Regions from separate parts of the Homo sapiens genome. Here region 2 is linked to region 1. A link is a loop called in an ENCODE intact Hi-C map of the cell type or tissue named here. Cell type or tissue: sigmoid colon. All regions are shown on one strand.

The links. A loop is a pair of places that touch in the nucleus more often than their neighbours do. Peaks named below come from ENCODE experiments on the same cell type or tissue, not always from the same donor. Only the 100,000 strongest peaks of a DNase experiment are listed, where the experiment ranks them.
Region 2: a loop joins it to region 1, with 3 times the contacts of the local background. A loop is called at or near these places in 2 of 110 quality-filtered maps.

Annotation. Positions count from the first base shown.
Region 1 is chr11:95,645,999-95,648,498 of GRCh38, reverse strand. No RefSeq gene overlaps it. Among named protein-coding and RNA genes, the nearest start is that of FAM76B, 140 kb to the left of the region's middle. In sigmoid colon, no CTCF peak of the experiment used is centred here; a DNase peak (open chromatin) is centred at 988; H3K4me3 peaks cover 583 bases.
Region 2 is chr11:95,511,362-95,513,861 of GRCh38, reverse strand. No RefSeq gene overlaps it. Among named protein-coding and RNA genes, the nearest start is that of FAM76B, 280 kb to the left of the region's middle. In sigmoid colon, no CTCF peak of the experiment used is centred here; DNase peaks (open chromatin) are centred at 1,021 and 1,471; H3K27ac peaks cover 446 bases.

The DNA of each region.
Region 1 (2,500 bases):
AGATTTATATATGATAAAGGTGGCATTTTTAATCAGTGGGCATTTGGGGAAATAGGGCTTATTGGTCTTTTGGAACATTGTTAGTGCCCTACTCCACTCCTAAGTTATTTGATTAAATGGAAAACTGATGCAGATATGCCAGAAGCTCTTGTAACCAATGCTTCCAGTTTGTAAAATTTTAATGTTTATTTTCTTCCATCCTAAAAGTAGACTTCACATTCCAAGGGAAGGGGAAAATGGAGTAGAATGCAAAGGGAGGTTTAAGTTCTGCTTTAGCAGGCATGAGTAGGGAAAAATAAACAGTTGGGGAATTTTTCCAGTCCTGTCTGCTGTTCTGCTCCATTAATGATAGGCTGTTGCTCTTTTACAAAACTAAAGAATAGGCACTAGGATGCAAATCTCATTCTCTTCCAGTTTTCAGCTTTCCTTGAGAAGAGGGATCCACGAATATTCCCCAGACAACTTACATAACCTTGCTCAAATAGAAGCTCAGAGTTGCGGAGTGCAAAATGAAAGAAAAAGGCATAAGGTTGCCTCAACCATTTTGTGAGCTGAGAGCAGAAAGGAAACATTGATTTTATGTCTTACATATTTCATGTGCATTAGAAGGAGGGAGTGAAAGCCTGACATGATGCTCAGTCAAGGGACTAGATTTACCATTTACTTAAACTAGCGTGTGTAGGTTCTCCACAGTAATTAAACTTAAATTTGTGTTTAACTTTTAGCACATTAATGTAAATACATTCTAAGTCATCAAATGCCTACCTTAGTACTGCCACATAATTTCTGTGTTGGAGTTGGCTTTTGTGTTTACAACTTTATTGGCCTCAAGTGGAAAGGAAAAGAACAGAGAAAAAAATAATATATTAGGGAAGGCCAATGGCATCATGATGCAAGCTATGAGTAAAAGTTTCACAGTAACTTAAATAAAGAACTGTGATGGGAACATTAAGTTCTCTCAAGCACACAGTAGCATAGGCTGCCAAACCAAAAACATTCCTGCTCTGGCATTCAGGACCATGGTCACAGAGAAAGGAGTGATTTTTATTTCAGCAAGTAACATCCTCTGTCACATTAAATTAATAGAGGTAATGTGAATTATATTGGTTCTGTAAGTTCATAGTTGGGTGCGCATAAGAAATTTATACCTAGGTTTATGTTTGCACTTCTATTTAAATAGCATTATGATAAAAATAATTTAATTAAAAGTAAACACTAGTGTTATGAGTACTAGTATTTTTATTAGCCAGGACACACATAAAATTTGATCATCACTGACCTTAGTAGTTCTGCCAGGCTACAAAGGTGGTTGCACAGGGCTGAGCTGGAATAGAAACTAGGGCTCAGGTAATTTGGTCTCCCTGTTTCTTCATGAGACAAGCCCTCCTTAGGCTGTTCTCTTTAATTTCTAGCCCATTCTTTTTCATGTTTTAATTTTCTATTCACGAGTAAGTCTCTCTTTCCTTGGTGTTTACTTAGTAATGTGTGCTTCTTAGCAGATGGGAGAACGGGGTTTTTTGAAAGAGCAGGGCTTGGGGTTTCTGGTGAGAAAAAAATGGGAGCTAGCTCAAAACCAAGTAGACCTAGTGGCACATAAACACGATCCCAGACAGTTCCAGAAGCCTCTAAAATAATCCCAACCATTTTGTGGGCAAGACAAGTGCTCTGGTGAGAATTATGACCACTCCCAGACAACTAACAGTTGGCAAAAATCCTTCCCTTTAAGACAAAGAACCCATGGCTCCTGGAGCTCGTATGGGGTGAGTGTTAATCAGATGGAAAGATGGTGCATGGTTCAAATTAAACTAGAAAAACGATCAATGAATTTATGATGAGAATATAAGTATATTAAGCAGATAAAGAGCTCTTGGTTGCTGATTAGTGCATTCCCTCCCTATAGTCATTTGTGATAAGAATGTTACATGGTGGACATGTAATCAGAATCAGGAGAGTTAGATAAGTTGCCTGTCTAGTTAGATCAGAACATGATGGACTGAGGCAGCCATCTGTTTTCAGGGGTGCACACTTGGCACAGAGACCTAATACTCTTCACAAACCAAGGGGCCCTCTCTTCTAGACAGGGGTTGAGTGAGCACAGCCAAATTTGCTTCTGTGTCATCTTTTTTTTAAAATATTTTCTTTTCTGAACAGTCCCTTTCTGATTGGTGTATGTTTCTCTGAATATGCTTATACTCTAAATCTGCTTATAACTAGTGCTTGCCAGCCTGTGTCTTAGTTTTTAAAGCAAACTTATATAAACCAGCTTTGAGACAGTGTGTTCATTTTATTTTTCTCTCAGAAGGTAATTGCCTTAGTTCATGTTTGCTGTTATAACAGAATACCTGGGACTGGGTGATTTATAATAAGCAGAATTGTATTGCTTACAATTCTGGAGGCTGGAAAGTCCAAGATCAAGTGGCCAGCATCTTGTGAGGACCTTCTTGCTGTATCATCCCATGGTAAAAGGCAGAAGGGCTGAGAGAGAAAGAGAGAGAGAGAG
Region 2 (2,500 bases), 130 kb after region 1:
AACTGTAATAAAAATGGTGAACTGGCTCATGACAAGATTTGGAATCTCCACAGGGAGCAAAATCTTGAGTCCAACAAATTAATCCACAGCAGCAGATTTTCAGATTTGCAGAGTTAAGTGAGTAAAAGAGACATGTTTTCAACTTGGAATATGGGGAGTAAGTGGGGATGTGGCTTTTTTCCTTCTCGAATCAACTCAGTAGGTGAACTCTTCATGCAACTGAAAAGTGCATTGTGAGTTGAAAACCTCTAAAATATATCAGTATACCCATTCTGAGCTTCCTGCAGACTGACTTAAAAAATTGCTCAACTTCTTTGCTAAGAATGCAAAGAATAATTTGGATATGCCTGAGTACTGTCCTGCCCCACAACCTCTTCAAAACAGCCTTTGAAATCTATTAGCATCAAAAAATGCCCTTCGGGGTACTAGGCCTGTTTATCTTGAAAAGTTCCTCTCAGACATCCTGGCAGGGGATGGGAAAATGGTTCAGCCACTCACAGTTCTTATGCCCTTCGAATTCTAGTATTTGTATTTGTCTGAGTCGATTCTCTTCTGGATGTCTTCCCTAACTAGGCTTAAAGACCCTTTCTCACAAACCTGCTATCTTTTTTTTTTTCCTTCTTCTAGTTTTTATAATGATTTGTTTGGTTTTAGGTCATCAGCCAGAGAAGGGATAAATGCCCTGTAAATTAAATATGCAGAGAAAGCTTTCTTTCCTCATCTCCTCAATGTCAAGAAAAATCTTCAATCTTAAAAAAAAAAGAAAGAAAGAAAAGAAAAGAGTTGCTATTTCTGTGGGATCAAAGAAAAATAATTATGATTTCGTAATGCCTTAAACAAAACTTTGGGTCCTATGTATTTGTTCAGAAATTAAAACTCAAAGATCATTGATTGCACAATGCCACTGTTTTGTAAATAGCTTTAATCCACTTTACAATTCTCCCAGTTCTAAATTTGTGCTCCTATCTTCCAAGGCCCATCATTTTCATGAGTCACCAGTCGTGAGCAGTGCAAGTTTTTCTGAGATCCAGCCAAACAACGCCTGGGCTCCTCAGTGTTTACACAGACAGCCCTGGCTAGTCTAGTAATCATTGTCTTGTTTCCTTATAGGAAAAGCTAGAAACGTACAGGGTAAACAGGGCAGCAACTAATATATACTGAGAATCTACTATGTGCTAAGCACACTGCTGTGCACTTTAAAATTCAATCTTTGTCACAGTCCTACCTGGTAAATATTATTTCTCACTTTTTTCACATGAAGAAACCAAGATTTAGAGAGATGAGGTAATTCACCTAAAGAAACAAAAGCTAAGGGTAAGGTTGAGGTCACTATTCCTATGCTTCGCTCATCCTAACCCATCACACTGCTTCCCTACACTGCGGAGCCTCAGCCAAAGATGGCTTTGGGAATAAATGAATCATTTGAAAGGTCTCTGCCTGGCCATGATCCTCATATTTCTGCAAGACCTAACCAGCTAATGATGCCCAGAGCATGTGTCAACTAAGCCCTGGCTCGGGATAACGTTTCTGGGCTTAGTTACAGTATGGAGTTCATTCTTGATTCATGAGCTGATGCTAAGCACTGTGTCCTCCAGGCTGGAGTTACCTCTGGAACCACAAGATCATTGCTCCTTCTTTCATCACTTGGACTCAGTGGTTACTAACTCCTTCTAAATGAAGCAATTAATTGAAGTCTATTAAAAGAAATTTCTAAAACCAGTGATTTCAAAATCCATTTACTGCACAAAATTTGGAGAGAGCATTTCCTTCCATTGCCTAACTGGAGCTCAAGTGGTAGAGACAAAATAATAGTAATATTAATAATAATCATAAAGAAGAAGAAAGAAATTACAATAACCAAAACCCATTGAGTGAGCTATTTTCTTTAGTCTACAACTTACAATAACCAAAAAGGAATCAGCAGCCCCAACATTCAAATCCCTAGAAGAGCGCCCTGTAAGAATCTATACAAAGCGCATGTGAGATCTTCAGCTGCTACTAGGAGTGGGGGTGAGATGATATAAAATGCTTCAATTTAAAAGACAATCGAGTTATTTCAGCCAGCACTCATACTTCGCAGGTGACAAGGGAGAGGAGCAAGAACTGATAACAGTTTAGTTCTTTCTGTGATCTAGGTATTATGCTGGGCAAGTTCATACATTTATGTTATCGTTAAATTCTCATAAAAATCATCAAAGGCAGCTATTATGATCTGCATTTTAGAGGACATGGATGATCACGAAATTTTTTTTTAAGTAACCTATTCCAGGATGAGTCCAATCACTTCAAGCTTTGTTGATATCATACATTTCTGAGTAAAAGAACCTTCCAGTCATTAACCTCATCTAGGTGTACAAGAGAAATAACTGGAGATCTATGTGATTCACATTCTGGATTGCTGAATATTCCTATGTGTCTATTGCCTCTTTTTTTCAGAGACCCTATTAAAAGGATATATTTTCAAAAAGCAAAACAGCCTCACACAACAAAATGAATAGGA